2 separate regions of the Mus musculus genome follow, and region 1 is linked to region 2. Evidence: chromatin loops called from intact Hi-C (ENCODE). Cell type or tissue: left cerebral cortex. All regions are shown on one strand. Each heading gives the region's core, and the rest is flanking DNA. Links, peaks and the distances in the headings are about the cores only.

Evidence for each region. Peaks named below come from ENCODE experiments on the same cell type or tissue, not always from the same donor. Only the 100,000 strongest peaks of a DNase experiment are listed, where the experiment ranks them.
Region 1: it touches region 2 in a loop (2.2-fold over the local background); 2 of 42 quality-filtered maps call a loop at or near these places.

Annotation. Positions count from the first base shown.
Region 1 is chr14:33,469,951-33,479,552 of GRCm38, reverse strand. No RefSeq gene overlaps it. Among named protein-coding and RNA genes, the nearest start is that of Frmpd2, 8.7 kb to the left of the region's middle. In left cerebral cortex, for the core only: no CTCF peak of the experiment used is centred there; DNase peaks (open chromatin) are centred at 3,293 and 4,892.
Region 2 is chr14:33,529,222-33,538,823 of GRCm38, reverse strand. Frmpd2 reads right to left here. Exons shown (of 30, transcript XM_017316244.1): 16 at 8,192-8,396; 17 at 3,290-3,384; 18 at 445-591. Among named protein-coding and RNA genes, the nearest start is that of Frmpd2, 51 kb to the right of the region's middle. In left cerebral cortex, for the core only: a CTCF peak has its summit at 5,098 (motif pointing right); DNase peaks (open chromatin) are centred at 5,141, 5,527, 5,813 and 7,280; H3K27ac peaks cover 3,547 bases.

The sequences.
Region 1 (9,602 bases), core at 546-8,545, 59 kb after region 2:
TATATACAAACATACATGCATACACACACATGCCCTAACACATGCAGCAGACATACATAATATACATACATACATACATACATACACACATACACACATACATACATACATACACATATATGCCCTAACACATGCGGCAGACATACATAATATACATACATACATACACACACACATACATATACACACATACATACATGCACACATATGCTCTAACACATACAGCAGACATACACACAAATATATACATATATACATGCATACACACATACATACATAAGCACTAACACATGCAGCAGGCATACACACAAATACATACATACATACATACACAAATACATGCATACACACATATACATAATACATACACAGAGAAGAGAGGGATGCATTCATGCATATGTACACACTTGTTGTGATAACAGAAAACATCTTTAAAATCCTCACATATTTGAGTATTAAACCTCTCATGAAGCAAGAAAAAAATCCCAAGAGAAAAATTTAAAACAATTTACATTATCTTTAATATATTTATTATGGGTATGAATGTTTTGCCTGTGTGTCCTTCCATGTAGTATATATGTGTGTAGTGCCCACAGATGCCAGAAGAGAGCACCTGAACCCCTGGGACTGGGGTTACAGATGGCCGTGAGCCACCATGTGGTTGCCAGGAATTGAACCCAGATCCTCTGGAAGAGCTGCCAGTGCTTTTAACCACTAAGCCATCTCTCCATTCCTAAAATATGTTTTAATTAACTGAAAATGTGTGAGATGCAATAAAAGCATTGCTTATGCAGAATGGTATAACACTGAATATGCAACCTGGGAATGAATAAAGATCTGAATCTACACTATAGCTTCCGTGTAGCCTGCAACAGAAAGAAGAGCAATATGAACTTGAAGAAAAAAAGAACAAATAATAAAATAGGTAAAAGGGATAATCAAAGCAGGAAACAAGGTAAGAGGGATAATCAAAACAGGGAACAATAGAGAAACCAAAAGCTTGTATCTTCAAATATAAATAAAATTGGTAAACATATAGGCAAAAGAAGCCAAGAAAAGGGAGAAGATATATACATCCAAATCATAAAATGAAAGAAGAGTTATCACTTCTTACCCCAGGATAAAGGAATAACATGAACAAGTCTGCAGCCACAATTAATAACTCAGATAAAAGTGACTGATGCCTCAATAGACATATTCTATGAAACTTACACATAGAAGGCCCAGGACACAGCAAAATCAACAAAGTATTTGCCAAAGAAGACTCAAGTTCAATCCCAGAATCCACATTTAAAGGGGGTGGGGGTGGGGCAGGAAGCCAGGCATAGTGACACACACTTGATGTCCCAGCTCTGGGAAGCTGAGACAGGCAGATCTCTGGAAAGTGACTCAGTAAGTAATATCAGACCCTGACAGTTTCTGTCATGAAGTATATTAAACATTGAAGGGAAGATCACATGCGTCCTAAGGACTCAGGAAATGAAAGAGAAGTTAGCATTTTCTAACCTATTCTCTGAGGCCAGAATTACCCCAAGATGGAAACCAGAAAAAGGGTTAACAGGAAGGAAAAACCACAGCCAATCTCTATCAGGAGTGAAGATAAAAAATCTTCAGAAAATATTAACAAATTGAATCCAATAAGCACAATCATATACCACTAGCAAGCAGAATTTAACCCAGGTGCGGTGATTTGAATAGGTATGGCTCCCATAGATTCATATGTTTGAATGTTTGGCCCATACGGAGTGGCACAATTAGGAGGTGTGGCCTTGATGTTTCATTTTGGAAGTGGACTTTGAGGCCTCATATGCTCAAGCTCTGCCCAGTGTGGAAGGTAATCTCCTGGCTAATTTCCTGCAGAAGAAAGTCTCCTGGCTTCGTTTGGATCAAGAGGTAGAAAACTCGCAGATCCTCCAGCACAATGTCTGCCTGTATGCTGCCATGCTTCCCATCGCGATGACAATGGACTGAATCTCTGAAACTATAAGCCAGCCCCAATTAAATACCTGCTTTTATAAGAGTTATCTTCGTCATGGTGTCTCTTTACAGCAATAAAATCCTAACTAAGACACCAGGTGTGTAACATTAAAAAAAAATCCATTAATATAACTCATCACTTCCACAGGCTAAAGAGAAATTATCCATAGCCAATAATACAGAAAAGGTATTTGTAAACCCCATGTCCTGTGCATGATTTCTCAGCTAATCAGAAATAAAAGGGACTTTTTTCTCAGCATAATATACAACAACAAAGAGAGAGAGAGAGAGAGAGAGAAGCCAACAACTCATAAGTTTATCAGCCAATACATAATGTTCATACAATGAACGATCATTCAGCCATCAAAAGGAATAAAGTAATGATAAAACCTACAACATGTCTGAATTTTGAAAATCTATATATGATTGCTGATATTATTCATAACAGAAACTTTGTTTATAATCACAAAAACTGTTAAAAACTGAAAGACCCTTTGTCTGGTGAATGGATATACATATTGTGCTATAGTCAAACCATAAAATACTACTGAAAAATAAATCAATGAGTGCTATGTGTAGCAATGTGGATAGATCACAAGGTCATTGAGCCAAATGAAAACTGATAGTTTCAAATGATCACGAATTGTATAATAAGTTAAAGACCGTGTTAGCAAGAAGGGGGCTGTAGACTAGGCTCTCTCACAACCCCCATTTTATCTGGGAATTAAACTTCTTTAGATTTTTTTTTTATAATGATCCATTAAAATTGAAAATAAAATTCTTCAAACCCGTCATCAAATTATTATCACCTACAGAATGTTCTGAAATGTTACCCAGGGCAACGTGGTCAGAAGGCTGTCACCAACAGGGAAGCAGATGTGCCTGGAGAGAGAGAACCCAGCAGGAGATAAACACATACTGAACTCCTGCAGGATTCCTTCGGGAGCCAGGGTCAGGCAGCTCTGGCAGGCACCTCCAACACAGGGGACATAATCCTCCTTCTCTCTGAAGCAACAGCTGAGGAATAAAGCTCTGGTTGAGGGAACACAGACAGGGCAGAGGCTCAAGTGGGTTCTCACCCTGTTATAAGCCCCATGGAATCAAATCTTGTTTTGAACTATTCTTCTAGAACTAAAGTTCTCCCGTTCATCCAAAGTTACCCACCCAGAGTAGATTATTTACCAGCAGTGGCTAGAGAGGAATCTCTTAACTGTGTGTATCCCACTCTAAATGAGCCATCTCACTTCTGCCCAGACAGGCAATGTGAGAGCTGAGAGTGGGAGCTACAGAGGCATTTCCCAGCATTCCATTCTGTAAGGCTTTGGAAGAGAAGGTGCTAAGCTGTCTCCTGGCTCCATCCCCTCCCACTCTCCCACCCAGACACCCAATTCATTCCTGGAATTAGGAAGCAGTTTCCCCTGTGGCATCTACAAGCTGCAGTGCAGCAGACACAGCCAGATGAGGTAAGAGATAAAGGCCAAGCTGAAAGTGACTTCTACATGAGCAGCTAAAGATGAAAGAGCCATGGGGCTCCCATTATGAGTACATAAGCAAGAAAATGAGATTAAAGAATAGGCACCCTGGGGCTAGAGAGATAGCCCAGCAGATAGGAGCAAATAGTTTATACTGCTCTTGAAATGTCAGTTTCCAGCACCCACATGGGACACTAAAAACTGCCTATACCTCCAGCTCTTGGGGGGGGGGGGTGGCTCTGACACTGTCACACACACACACACACACACAAAATCTTTTTTCGAAGAAAAGACATAAAGAAATTATAATTCATGACTTTAAAATATGCAGTATTGTCTACCCTAAATGAAACAAAAGAGACAAAACTGGAAACAACCATGAGATTGTTTCTCTACTTATCAAGCAAGCTTCTTTGACGGTTAGGCACTCAGTATTCTAGAGTTTTCCAGAGTCTGCTGCCCTCAGAGAGCTGAGATGCTGGCCTTATTTGAGTCTATAGAACAGTTCTACATTGTGCAGCATGAGCCAAGGAAATGTCATACCTGTCACCACATTCTTTTTTTTTTTTCTGGGAATTTATGCTAAGGATGTAATTGACAAAGAAATGTGTAGAAAGATGTTTTCCTTGGCACTGATACAAGGATAAACAGCCAAATGTTGGTGGTCCTCAGGAATTAGGGATTAGCCTTTTGAATTTGATGCCTTCAGCATCATGAAGGCCTAGCATCCTTTCCCTCAAAGGACACTGCATTCAAGGTGCCATCATTTGAGCAGAGACTGGACTATCACCAGCAGCTTTTGGATCCCTACAGGATCTGCCCAGATCAAAGTTACCAAAAAAGGCTTAGGAACCTCCCGCCCACCCTTCCAGCAGCGCCCCCTCATCATCACAGGCTTTTTTGCCTTTATATGTGCCACACACTTTAGATGTGTCGCACACTTCTCCATTCCTATCCTGACCAGTTTGAACACTGGGTACATTGCTGAGGACATTAAGAGCTGCATCTATTCTGTGGATATATTTCACCAAGAAATGGAGAAAAAAATGAAGCCTGGCACTGTGGTTCGTACCAGCAAATCAAGTGTTTGACAGGAGGCTGAGGCAGGAAACTCTCCCGTTCCAGTCAAGCCTAGGCTACATAAGACTTCCTCACAACACCAGAGGAAGAGAAGAATAAGAAAAGGAAGGAAGAAGTGAGAGATTGAAGAAGAGAGGGAGGGCTCGTCGGAGGAAGGAGAGAAGGAAGGAAGGAAGGAAGGAAGGAAGGAAGGAAGGAAGGAGGAAATGCTTAGACAGATGGCATTTTTTTAAATTCCCAGACACTGTTTTTACACCACGTTATCTGTGGGAAAGTAAGTTCTGACAGATGAGTCTTGAAACCTTGCCATTTGGTTAGTGCCAACTAACAGGGATCAGTCCTTTCCACCACTCCCTGAGGACTTCCTCTCTTCTTCTGTCACCTCCTACACACTTTCTGTCACCACCTGCACTATTTCCAACAACCTCAGGCAAACACAGCCACTTTACCTCCTGGAGATACAAGAATAAAGAGATCTATAGCCAAAGCAAGAAAAGCTGGGCAGACACTTCATAACAAAGCTGGAAACGACCAGGAGCAAAATGAAAGCCATGTCTCCAGACAGTCTTCAGAGAAGACATCAGCAAAGGAAAGTCGTTAAATGCCTCTAGAGCAACCAAAGGCTGTGGCCATTCATGAGAAACTGGAAATTGCTAAGTAGAGTGGCCAGAAGAGCTTTGAGATCAGCACAGAACCGGACCGTCCCTGCTCCACTTCAGGAGCGCTATGTATTCTCTTTGCACAATAAATCATCTGTCACCGTGGTGGTCATATGCTAATTTCTCAACAAATGCCATCTACTCATGTTACTAACACTGGGCATGGGTGGGCACAGAAGGCATCACAGCTATAAACGTACAAAGCCATGGCTTGAGAACAGAAAGGGTTCTATAAGGGAAGGCTGAAAGTAGCCTTGGGACATACAGACTAAACGTCCTTATCCCTTCAACTCAGAGCAGCCACAGTGACCACAGTGATAGAAATGCAGACTCAGGGTGTCCCAGACCTCCTAGTCAGAACCTGCATCACCACCATCAAATTCATCTCATAGTAAACCAAAAGTTCAAAGTGTCGCATCTTGGAGTCCCTGTGGTGTGCTTGGAAGAACCAGTTACTACCAGCTGCAGCCAGTTGAAATGTAGTGGTAGGACTGCTGTACTGCATTCAAGGAGACCTACAACCAGGACTAGACAGTGGTCTATAGAACTCAGATAACTGCTCTCTTAGGTCAGAAGGCAGGAATGGGAAGGATTCATCAGACAAAGGACTTGGAACAGGAGATGAGTCAAACTTTCTATAACAAGAGGGCTTATAGGACATTAGGCATGAGAGCTTAGGATGGACCTGCAGAAAAAGGGACCAAGTGGCCAAAAGGATCAGAGTCCAGAGAGACCCGGGGGGTGGGCGAAGGGGGGGGGGGTGGTGTCCTGAGCTGTTTCACACATGCTCCCAGGCAGACAGTGAGCCTGGCCACACTGCATTAGCCTACTGAACCATTCTGTGGCTTCTGCAAGTACAGCTGATGGAGGGGACCAACAGAGCAAGGGATGTCCTGGGCACTCCAGGAAGGTCTGCATCACTTTGTTCATATGCCATCAGGGTATATAACACACCTGTTAGGGAGGTGCATTATCTTTACTTTTATGGGAGAACAAAGCCAGCAGTAGAAATCAAAGAAAGCAGAATAATTAGTGGAGAGAAATCCTGAGAGACTAAGTATTTCAGTTAATGAAAGTAATGGATGCTGAGTATGGCATGGCAGACTCAGAAGTCTAGCTGAGGGGAATTCAGAGAGAGGCTCTCAGCTCCCCCCACCCCACCCCTGCCAGGGACTTGCTGGTAGAAGGAAGTGAGTTTGTTCTCTTCCAGCCTGACTTGTTTTTTTCTTCTCTGTTTTTGTTGCTGCCATGTTACAAGGCTTTTCTTTGCTTTGTTTTGTTTCTTTGACACTGGTTCTCACTCTGCCATCCGTACTGCCATGAAACTCATAATTCTCCTGCGCAGGTTTCCTAACCAGGGGGACTTCAGGCCACAGTCCCTGGGTTACACTGAATTTCAGAGTCTTCTTTTTATCATGTGCTTTTCAAAGTATCTAGCTGCTTGGTGAGATACATCTCTGAAGCCAAAGCGAAAGGTTATTTTGCATCTCTACTTGCATGACCCTCCCTGTCTGTCCCAATTCATCACCTTCCCGTTACTGGGCTTTACCTTTGGAAAGTTCCCTAGGATCCTGAAGGAGGCTTCAACTAATAGACGTAATCATTACATCCCCAGAAAGATCGTGTGTGTGTGTGTGTGTGTGTGTGTGTGTGTGTGTGTGTGTGTGTAGTCATGCATATGTGTCTGTGTTCATTTAAATGCCAGAGGCCAGTGTCAGATGTCTATTACTTTCCATCTTTTTGCCTTACATAGAGTCTCTCACTGAACCTAGATATTGCTGATTCAGTCACACTGGCTAGGTAGCAAGCCTTAGGAATCCAACTGTTCATGCTGTAGCTGGGAGGGATTATAGGTATGAGCTATCACGCTTGGCTTCTTACATTGGTGGAGTGAATGCAAACTCAGGACTCATGCTTACATAGCAAGCACAGAGCTAAATGAGCCATCTATCTCCCCAGCCCAAAATACCAGGAGTTTTGGTAGCTGATTTTTAAAAGCATCCATTACCAAAAAAGGTATCGAAACTTCTGATTAACTAAGGTAGATTAGTGCTGCACACTGTCATTCAGATCTGCTGCTGTGTCCCCTGCCAACCCAAATTGACATCAATGAACATGATGTTGTAAGAGATATGTTGTTAAGCAGTAACCAAACCACTCATTTCTTGGAATTGCCACTACTTAATGGGAGAGCACACACAATGATGTGGCTGCTGTTTTCTCCACTTTACAGATGTGGAAGCAGAGTCTTGGGAAATTTAAAACATTGTTTGAATTTGCACAGAAGCCAAGCAACAAGCAGTGTTTCAAACAAGCAAGAGCCTGACTTCAGTTAGTCCTTCCTTTCTGCATAGAAAACAAATACTATGTCATCAGGCCCTAGCAGAGAGGCCTGGAGTGAATAATGCCCCAGAGTCACTCATGCAGGCTGGTCCTAGATGTATCCTATTAATTCCCCATTCCTCTGCCATAGATTCACTCTTTCCCTGATCCAGACTTTCAGGAGAAAAAGAGAGCCATGCCCAGCAGTACCTGTGTCCTTTGCCAATGGCCGCATCCAGACGTCTCTGCAAGCTGGTCTAGGCCTTCACTTTAGATGGACTTCTCAGCAATATACACAGGGATCAATGGCCCACAAGTCTCTCTCCTGAAGGAGCCGCCCCAGCCCTGCTGAGTCTGCCTCTGTTTACTGTTTGTCACTAAGCACTCAGTGACAGTCACTAAGCCCAGTGAGTATGTCAACAAGGCCCCTCCACTTCCCTGTCACTGTCTGCCTTGGGGCCCTACTGTCTCCTAGAGCTTGTTTTCAAGGCCAGTGGGCTAAGCTCAACCGGATTAGGTGCCACTGAAGGACTGAGGACTGTGGGAGCGGCTCAGGAAGGCTTTTCCAGTGATGTCACTTTAGCACCTGGTCCTCAACAAAAGAAAGATCCCTGCAAGGAAGGGGGGTCAGAGGGGGAAATCTCTAGAGCCATAGCTTGACTTCATCAATTCCCCAGTCCCCCCTGTCCACAAACAGTCAGACTTCAGACCTGCACCCAACATAAGCCAGGAACATACAAGATCCTACCCAGGCCCCAAGGACTCAGAGCTGCTGGTGGAGAGACAAGAGGAATTCCCCCAGCCTCTGGTGCCTGAATTCAGGAAAGACTGAGTTAGGACAAAGAGGAGCAAGAGACAGATCATAGCTCTCTAGAGGTGGCCGTGAAAGAACAGATCTTTTAAGCCCTTTCAGAATTAACAGTGTCAAACTAAGAAGTATTTTTTGAAAGAAAAAAATGCATGTTTTTTTTCCTCTAGCAAAAGAATTTAATACAATTTTGATGCAACTGATGGGACCAGTGAATGAGTATATTCTTATCTGCAGTAATAAGAAGATAGATCAAGGTCTCTCCCTTTAAGGAATGCCAAATGCACACCTCATTTGAAAACCCAACTACTCAGAAGTAACTTCATAGCTAAACTTGTAGAGGCCCATGCAAGCATCTGGAAAAGGATGCACACAGTTGGGCTGTTTTATTTAGATTTGTAATAACAGGTAAGATTATTGCGGTCTATTTTTGTAATGTACTAAAACCCTAAAAGCCGTTAAGTACCTGTCAATAGTGGGTCTGCAAGCAGGGTGTGGTTTACACACAGAAGAAAACTAGATGTACAGCTGTGCTGAGAACAGAACCAGATCTGGGTCTCTGGAACCTAGTAGCTGCCAGGAAAATGTTTTCCAAAGGTGTTAGATAGCCCGATAAGATTCATTGTATTGCATATAGAGAAACATAAAAACCAAGTATACAGAGCTGGAGATGGCTCAGTGGTTAAGAGCAGTGGCTGCTCTTCCAGAGGACCTAAAAAGGTCAGCTCAGGAACTTTAGAAAATTCCACTGGACCCCTCCCCTCCTGAAAGAGAAAGGTCATAAAGAACATAGGCTCCTCTCCCCTCCTGAAGGGAGGGCATAATTACATTCCTCAGACCACAGGGAGGAGGGACTGACCACCGGCCACCTGCGGGTAGGGAAGGCCCAGAACTTGTAGACATGTTCCGAGACTGTTGGCCACCTACCTCAATCCCTAAAGACCAATCAGTTTAAAAGTCACACTGTTCTGCCAACTACCTTGTGCCTAATGGTTGCTGCCTTGAAAACTGTATAATGGCTCACCAGACAGGGTGCACATGGTCGTTCTCTCTCTCTCTCTCTCTCTCTCTCTCTCTCTCTCTCTCTCTCTCTCTCCATGTGCAGGGAGACCCCAACATATCAGAACAATAAATTCCCCTTGCTTTTTGCATTGATTCCCGGCTCTGGGTTGTACACTCAGGGAGTCCTCAGTAAGCTAAGGCTCACCAGAGTCTTACAGACCCAGGTTCCATTTCTAGCATCCACATGGCAGCTCACAACCATACGCAACTCTAATTCCAGGA
Region 2 (9,602 bases), core at 1,010-9,009:
GTCCTAGGAAGGTGAGTTCTAACCAAATACTGTTTCCATATCTTTTTTTCTTACACAGTTTAAGGATTTTAAATTGTGATTAATAATTGAAGATGAGAAAGATTGCCTACTCCTCTACATTACTAAGAACCTACTTATACTGGAAAAAGGTTGGTATAAGATTTGTGTGTGTGTGTGTGTGTGTGTGTGTTGGGGGGGATGGTGATGTTGTGCTTAGATACATCCTGAAAATATATCAGTGTCTACAAAGAATCCTTTGTCCCAAAAATCTTAGTAGGTTTTTTGAGGCATTAAAAGAAATGAAAAATGGAAAGAATTATTGAAAAAGGCAAGATAGGAGAGAAGTGTGCTGGTTGGGAGAGTGGAGAAAAACAAAGAGAAGAATGGTGCCTATTCTCCCTGTGCTAAGCAGAACAGGGGGCTCACCCATAGAAGCCCTCTTACCAAAGCCATGAACTGGATCCCGCTTCAGCATCACACACACGATGTCTTGGTTGGGTTCTCCAAAAAGGCCCTTTCTTTTGCTGTTCTGTGACCCTGAGACAGAATCAAAGCAGCAGATCTGGGTTCTCCTGCCCAAGCAGTTGGAACCTAACAAAAATGCACATGCAGAGAAATGAGAGTAGCTCACTGCAAATCTCTTGTCAACCTGGGAACAGATCACTAAGCACATATTCCACTGAACCACAACTGAGCCACTGTTAGTCAAGATTTGACAGCAAGAGCAAAGACCATGGCAGAGTGGTCAATGATATCCATTTTCTGTGTGATTGTCACCCTACCCAACCCCTGTCTCCTGGTGCTAGAGATGGTGCCAAGTCCTGCTTGGGCATGGCCAGGATGGCCTGACATGGTTCCCACCACTGACACAGAGTCAGAAGGGCATGGGCATGGGCCTTCATGAGTGTCCATGGTTACTGTGGGCGTAAGTTTATATATATGTGTTCCTCCAGGGGAATGTCCTCTCTGATGAAGGTTAATGACTCCATGATAATCAGAGACAGCACAAGTCCTGGAGGTGAGGGTGTGGCTAATGTTTCAGCAAAATGGTAAATGCTGAGACCTTCAGGCAGCCTTTAAGGCTGTGGGAAATAACTCTAAAACCATGAGTTCAAAACTATACCATTTCTCAACTATGCAAAATTTAAGGATGAGTTGTATAAGGAGCTTCACAGATCTAAAGGAACAGAGGCAGCTGCACTTGGAACCAGCCTGTCAGAAAGATACAAAGGAAGGAGATAAATACGTTTAGAGAGTGGTGATTGCAGGGCAAGATCCCACACACCTAAGATTTTTGTTTATGCTTACAAAGGCAGGCAGATTCCTGAGTTCAAGGTCAGCCTGGGACGGGGGAGTTTAGGTACGGGCCCAGGAGTGGTAGGAATGGTAATTCCAGGGCAGCTTATCATCTGTGCTTAACCAAGATAGGCAGATCTCTGAATTCTTTGGCAATATTTTTTTTTAATTTTGTTTGCTGTCTCTTTCTAAGAATCAAGGGGGTCATGGGATGCGGATTCATGGGATAATGAAAAGGGAACCTGGGGTAATAACTGAATTAATATGTAAATAAAAGACCAGGCTTTTGATCTGCAAGAGATGAGTTATCCAGAGAGTTTTTAGAACAGCAAGAGAGAGCTGTTTTGAGAAAGAGCAATCTGAAAAGCTGTCTCTAGCAGAACATAGACAATCAGCTTGTAACCCACAATTTGACTTCACATCATTTGTTTTACCACTTTCAGACACTCATTCTCTCAGGAACCTCTCTCCAAGCCAAGACTGGTCCTTGGAAAGATGGAATCTAGGCAAGAGTTCCACCCCTGAGTTAAACCTCCAGCACTTGTAATCTCAATGTAGCTCAGACTGACCTCCAACGCACTATGAATCCAACACTGGCTTCAGACTCTTGATCACACCACCTCTGCATTCAAGGCCCATGTGTGACCATGTTCACCTAACTTCTTTTTTCCTGTTCTGGCCTTGAGAGAGTACGTGGAGGCTATATTTCCTGCTGGTGACAACTGAAACTAAAATGCAGAGATGAGACAACAGTTCCAGCACCCTCACCCCCGAGTCTTGCAATGGCTTTGATTTTGAATGTCTCCAAACGGACCATGAGTTGAGAGCTTTATAAACACCGTGTGGTGCTACTGGACATAGTACAACATTTGGGATGAGAGCCTTAAAGCTATATTGAAGCTGAGTCATTACATGTATGGTCTTGAACGGGATCTTCAACATCAGTCTCCGTCGCTCTGTTTTTCTGCTTCCTAACTCTCATGAGTGAACAGACCTTGTTATCATCCACTCCTACTTTGATAAACTCTGCCATCTCAAGCCCAAAGCAACAGGGCCCAGCAACCAGGATGGAGACCTCTGAAATTACTGGTAAAAAAATAAACCTTTCCTCTCTTTTGTTTTTGATTTAAGACAGGGTCTTACAATGTAGCCCTGGCCAGGCCAGAACTTGATATATAAACCAGGCTTGCCTTGAACTCACAGAGATCCTCCTGCCTCTACCTTCCCACCTTTCCTCTTTTTAAACTGACTCATCTCAGAAATTTTATTTCTAATAAAGGAAAGCTAACAGGAATCTCTACTAGTCACCAATGTACAGGGGTTGACAGCCTAGCCTGTGGGTCCTGGAGTACCTCCCAATCTTGTGTCTGGAAGAGGCCCAAAGCAGAACCCTAAAGTTGTTTCTAGAAAGCTGGAGTCCTGGGGTAGGACATGATTTCTGTCATAGTTCCAGTGAGAAAATCCCCCACTAGTGACTGACCATCACAATCAGTCCACATCTTTCCTCCCCAAGGGTCCATTTCTGAGCCTAGCAGGCAAGGTTTAATTAACAGTAGAGATATGTGGTAGTATCTAGATCTGGCTTCCAGGCTCAGCATTCTTTAAGTACTAGTACTTTCCTTAGTTATAGAATCTCTGACTTCATTTTTGCCTGGGACCTTGTGGAACAAACCACACTGCCCTCCATGTGCATGCTCTCTGGGCAGCATGGGGAGCTACTATGGACCCCTGAGAAGCAACAGAGCTGCTGCTCCCCAGGCTGGACCAGAACTTTGGGAACCACCTCCCCCAAAACCATCACCTTCTAGGTTCATGGGCCACCCAAGGCCAGATGTTGCCTACAAGAGGGCTTCTCGAATCCAAGAAGTTTTAAGAATAATTTTTAAAGCAACAAGATTGTGAACTTTCTTTGAAAAACAAACCGAAGCAGTTTGCATAGAAGTGGCCCATGTGAGACTCCCTTCCCTGCACCTGGCCAGGGTTCAGTCCGCACCTGCACACATGCTGTGACCAGCTGTTCCGAAGACAGTCTGAGCTGGCTTCTGGTTCAAACCGATGCTGTGCAGCTGCTCTCCACCAGTATACGGGCTGAGGGGAAAGATGAAAGGGTAAAATGGGTGCTCCTGGGAGGAACTTATTGGCCCTTTCTTAGTGTGGCCAGGAGAAGGCAGCTTTGTGGCCAGAAATTCAGCAGATTCCCTAGACTGACTCCCCCACAGGCTGGTCTAGTGAGGAGGACAACAGAAGCAGCCTTAGGGTCTCTGTCCCAGAGGCTCGTTATAGTCACTCACACGTCACACGAACCTCTACTGTCCACCTTAGTTTGCATATGCAGCTGTTCCAGAACCCCATTTCCTCTGCCATAAAGAAAGAATGGTCTTCTAATTTCCCAGGCTTGTGAAGGTCTCCCAACCCAAGCTGGACAGAGCTATGCTTGGCTCGCCTGGTGTGTTATTGTGTGCTCTTGCTTTCAGATAAAAGTCTCTAGAAGGACCAGAAAACCGCACATAAGTTGTGTCCCTGGAGGACTGCATACTCAGCCATCTGTCAGTACAGATGAGTTGGATGACCCCACCCTGACACTTAGGGAGTTTTTGGGCAGGCATTCAGCTGGCTACATGTGCTGTGGCCATTTTGGATGTACTTTATCCCCCAAGGGCTGATGTTCAACTGTTGAAAGATCGGCTCTCCAGAAGGTGATATTGAGAGATGGTCAGAGTGTTAAGAAGAGTGGCTTAGTGGGGCATGATTAGGTCACTGTGGATTCCCTCTTTGGAAGGCATTTATTAGATCCTGTGGGACCCCAGTTAGTTCTCTGAGATAGTTGTTCTGAAAGAGCAAGACTGGCCTGGCTTCCTGGCCTGGCTTTCCACTGAGTCTCTCTAACATCCATCTCTACGAAGATATCTGCCATGAGATAAGGCAGCTAGGACTGAGAGTGGGAGTGGAAGGTGCAGCAGAACCAGCACCGTGCTGTTCGGATTCCAACAATGTGAGCTATCTAAACCCTTCTCTCCCTTAAGGTACCCAGCCTTATTATTGTTTAAATAACAACAGAAAACTGACTGGTGTGTATAATATTCCAGTAAGCAAAGTCTCTTCTAGATAGTACACTGGTAATGAATCAAGTGATCCAGGGCCACCTCAAAAACACACCCAGAAAGAAGCAGAGTCTAGAAGGTAAGAACAGTTTACTGCTCGGCCCAGGGAGTGGCACTATTAGAAGGTGTGGCCCTTTTAGAGTAGGTGTGTCACTGTGGGTGTGGGCTTGAAGACCCTCATCCAAGCAGACTGGAAGCCAGTATTCTACTAGCAGCCTTCAGATGAAGATGTAGAACTCTCAGCTCCTTCTGCATCATGCCTGCCTGGATGCTGCCATGCTCCCACCTTGATGATAATGGACTGAACCGCTGAGCCTGTAAGCCAGCCCCAATTAAATGTTGTCCTTTATAAGACTTGCCTTGATCGTAGTGTCTGTTCACAGTAGTAAAACCCTAAGAAAAACTGACACCAATATGTGGGTGCTCGGATCTTGGGAACAGCCAGCAGCAGGCCTCCAGCGCAGCCAACCACCAAAGTAGTGCTATCTAGCCTGTCCCTGATATCCTTACCACACTGGTTACATACCTGGACATCAGGAAGGGATTCTGGTGCAGGCAGCTGCCCATGGACCCTCTCTGGGTCCCCAATTCTGGGAGGCAGACCAAAGCAACTCTTTCCAAGTTGGGAGGAGCCTCATTCCCCTTGACTCTGGCCTTGCAGAAAATGCAACCCAATTTGACCAAAACCCACTAGGGGTCAGCCCTAAACCAGCAAAGAACCAAGGGTGTATGAGTCAGAGATGGGCCAGCCCTTTGGGAATTTGGAGGGCATCAGTCTTCCAAAACCAAGTACACAGGGAGAGACACTGGCAGTCGAACAGGCTCAAGAAAAGGAAAAATCCCAGAACCCAAGGAGGACCAGAGTGAGGCCTGGGAATGCAGTGGTGCCCTTTGAAGAACAGCAAGGGCTTGCTTATCTGGCCTGGGTTTCTGTGGCTCCTGTAATCTGGCCCATCCAGGAAACCGTCTCTCAATTGTTAAAAATCCACCAAAACTTACTGTTGGTCTCAGAAGGACAATGGTATAAGTCAGCTATTACATGAGGAGTCACATTCACAGACAGAAAGTAGATAGTGGGTGCTAAGAACTGGGTAGCAGGTTAGGCTCGGGTGGGAGGGAGTGCTGACGAAAAGTGGTTTCTACATGGGCAGATGAGGAGTCCCCAGAAGGGTGGTGAGGCCCAACAGCAATGTAAATGTATCCAATGTCACTGCCTTAGAAACAACCAAATAGAAAGCATAAAATGGTTATGATTTTATGCCTTGTGTATTTTACCTCAAGAGTGTTTTTTTTTTCCTTCTTCTTCTTCTTATTAAAATGCCAACCTCTCAAAATCCATTTACTGAAAACTTCCACATTCTGGCTTCAGAGCTGAGGATACAACTGGCGCATTGCTATTCTTGGGAGTCTCTGAGCTTAGAGCAGACGGATGAGAGCGTGTGCTTCTCAGGACGGGCACACACAGGGAGAGGCTGTCTTAGATGGAGCCAGTGCAGCCGCAGAGAAGCCAGCCCTTTGCCAGGCAGTCAGGAAAAGGCTTCAGAGAAGTGACCAGAGGCAAGTGGACAGCATCTCTGTACTCAGAAGCTCTGTGTAAATAACTTCTATGAATGGCATGGGTGATGAGGGTCCCCTTAGGGTCAATGCCACAGGCTGCCAGTCATTCCCACTCTGACTGTAGCCTGCATACCATCAGCAAGACCCGCTCTTTCCCACAAGATCTGGCCTGCCATTTCTGCCTATCTGTGGGCACCAGGAGGCATGGACCATGTCTTTGCTGCAAATACTGAATCCACAGCACCTACCCAGGACAGGACAGGCATGTAGTAGATTCTAAAGAAACCACTCCAGTTGGACTGACAGGACAAGGGACAATATACTCCTAAGGACATGCTTCTACCTAAATCACACACCTTATAGTTTCCAACATTTCCCATATTCACATCACCAGGCAGTAACCAAGCTTCCAGTATATGAACCTTTTTGGAAGGCACTTTATATCCAAACATGAGCAGAGACCTTTAGAGGAATGAGGTAGTAGAACCCCACTTCCTTTCTCTCGCTATCCTTTCTCCCCTACCCACCATAAATGAATAAGCTTCTTTTACCACATACATACTCCTGTCATGGCATGCAACTGGTCCCAAATCAGTAAGGTCAGTTGACTATGGACTGAAAACTGTGAACCAGTATTGACCTTACCTCCTTTTAAGTTTATTTGCCTGAAGGGATTTTGTTATAGCAACCGAGAGCCAGCACTCTGGCTTTCTTCTGCATTTTCTGTTTTTCTTTACATTTTAATAAATATATGGTAAAAGATGGCGCCAAACCCACTGACACTCACACATTGAAATGAGGCCCATTTCTATTCCCTTTGATCTATATGAGCCCAGGAATGATGGCAGAAGTGAGGGTGTGCTGGCTCTGGAATACGTGGTATGGCCACTGGCAAGCTTTTAGGTCCTCAGAGCTCAGAGCAGCAGCGCAGACCCTCAATGGAGCCACTGTGTGGAAAGGGCCTGAGGCTGCAAAGGAGGCTGAGGGTTCCAGCATGGAGTATCCTAATCCCCTCCATACAGGGGCCACCCTCCGAAGACCATCATGCCCTCAATAGTACACAAAGCGGAGATCTGCCTCCTTTCCTAAGCCATGAAGCTGTGAAGCAGGATAATAGGATGGCCGCCAGTCTGCTTCGCTATTCCTGGGGCACTTTGTCATGGAGACTCACAGTGAGGTTTGCTTCCTCCATATGGATTGACGTTTGCACTGCATAGAGAGGTGTGTCTGCATCGGCAGAATTGGTCAATAATTCCTAAGCATTACTTTAAGGTGTCTGTGTATATGTGTATATTTTAGTTCAAATGAATCATCTGTTTCCTCCTGCTAAAGCAGATGTATACCTCATCTCCCTCCAAAGCAGATCCTGCCACCCCCTCCACAGTAAGCAGCCTGGAAATCTGTGCTATTTATGTAATTGACTTGTAAGCGTGATCCAAGTTCTAGGCTATTTTTAAATGTATGGATCATTGTTTTACATTGGAACCCTGCATTAGGAGCTCTCTGCATTCACATTTGAATTTGGATGACGAGCTGTGGGGCTAGAGAGGTGCGGCAGGTCAGGGGTCAAGTATGATCTCCCGCACAGGCTGCTGTGTTTGCATCCTAGCCCTTGAGTTTCCCCTTCTGGAAAATGGGGGAAAATAATACAAACAACTTCACAGCATTGTATGGGTTAAGTCAGCTGGGGAACAGATGCCCAGAGCAGTACCTGGCTTATGTTTTTTTGTTTTTGTTTTTGTTTTCTTTTGTTTTTTCGAGACAGGGTTTCTCTGTATAGCCCTGGCTGTCCTGGAACTCACTTTGTAGACCAGGCTGGCCTCAAACTCAGAAATCTGCCTGCCTCTGCCTCCCAAGTGCTGGGATTAAAGGTGTGTGCCACCACACCCAGCTGTACCTGGCTTATGATAACTCATGGCTTATAATAACTCATGGCTTATGATAGCCCAGCAGTGCATTACTGGCATTTGCTAATTTTACCTTCTTCAGCTTCCTGTCACCAGTAGTTCTCTCTCTACAAGAAGGTCTGAACAGAAGAATATGAGAGTAGCATCCAGCCCTAGGGCAGTCAGCTTAAACAGTGGCCTATGGGCCATCTTTGGATCTCGTTAATAGCAACCCGGTGAACATCCATGTTCTTAGGCATTAAAGTCCACAGACTTTAAAGCTCCAGGTACAGCTGGGCCCACTGCACCACATGCCTGGTGGTCTGGGCTCTGAAGAAAGATGAAGCCTACCTGCTTCCGATTCTCTCCTTCCCAGGCTCCTTGAAACCTTGCTTGTTCTCCATGGATGTGCCCAGTTGGCCTCCTGTGGCATCCTGCAACCTGGGTACACACAACTCATTTTCTGAGCAGGACAGTTTCTGAATCCAAGTGATAGGGTTGGCCTGTGTCTGGTGTGCAGAACTCAAGCTGGCTATTTGTGCAAACTTATCCTGACCTGAATTGGGGGGAAAAGACAGTCATACACATGAGATTACGTTGGCTTCACTCGTTGCTCTTGATACAGTAACACACTCCTGACCATGATTAGTCAGTCTCTCTCTCTCTCTCTCTCTCTCTCTCTCTCTCTCTCTCTCTCTCTCTCTCCCAGCTCTTTTTCTGCACTGAGAGACTTAAAAACTGTCCCCTGCTAACTTGGGGAGTTATTGTGCCTAGCCCCCAAATAAAAGTTCTTCTAATAAGTACTTGCTAATAAAAGATGCTTTGGAAACGTAGGAAGAGAGATGAGATGGTCTCTGAGCGGATAGACTGGGAGCCAGGAACCAGTTCTAACTTGTGCAACTCGAAGCTCCAGCAGGGCCTAGACAAAATTAGCTGTCCCAGCTCATTCTGCATTTATCCTCACAGGCCTGCCCTTGCAAACAGTCCTGTAACAAAGCACCAGGCATCCCAGATCAGGCTCTCCCTGTGTAATACAATCTTTGATATCAACGTAGCTTACTTTGCCCCAGAAGTCAGAGTCTCCTGCCAGATCCTATAAGAACACATTAGAAGTGCTGGCCCTTGGCCTTGCAGTGGTGGTGCACGCCTTTAATCCCAGCACTTGGGAGGCAGAGGCAGGTAGATTTCTGAGTTCGGGTCCAGCCTGGTCTACAGAATGAGTTCCAGCCAGAGCTACACAGAAAAACCCTGTCTCGAAAAACCAAGAAAGAAAGAAAGAAAGAAAGAAAGAAAGAAAGAAAGAAAGAAAGAAAGAAAGAAAGAAGGAAGGAAGGAAGTGCTGGCCCTCAGCTTCAATCCTTTCTCCCTTCTCAGAAGGCTTAAGAAACGACTCTGGCAAGACACTGAAAATGAGGCTGTGGTCATGAGGAATACCACACTCCACTATTTGTATTACTTAGACAAAAATGAGACTTCACTAAAAGATCTCTTAGTTTAACAAGGCCTTGGTCAAAACTGCATCTTTCTGTTGCCAAGAATGTCCCAAAGACATTGGCATTCTGAGAGGGCAGTGTCTGTCCACTGCCACGGTGCACTGGGAAATTCACAAGATAACTGTGATGTCAGGAATGCAGCTGATGAACATCTGATTTTGTCTGGATGTTGAAGGGCTCAAGCCCAGGTTAGTTACAGCATCCCAAACACCCAAGAAGCATCCTGAACTAAGGGGAAAGTCACTGGGGTGAGACCCTGGGCAGCAGAA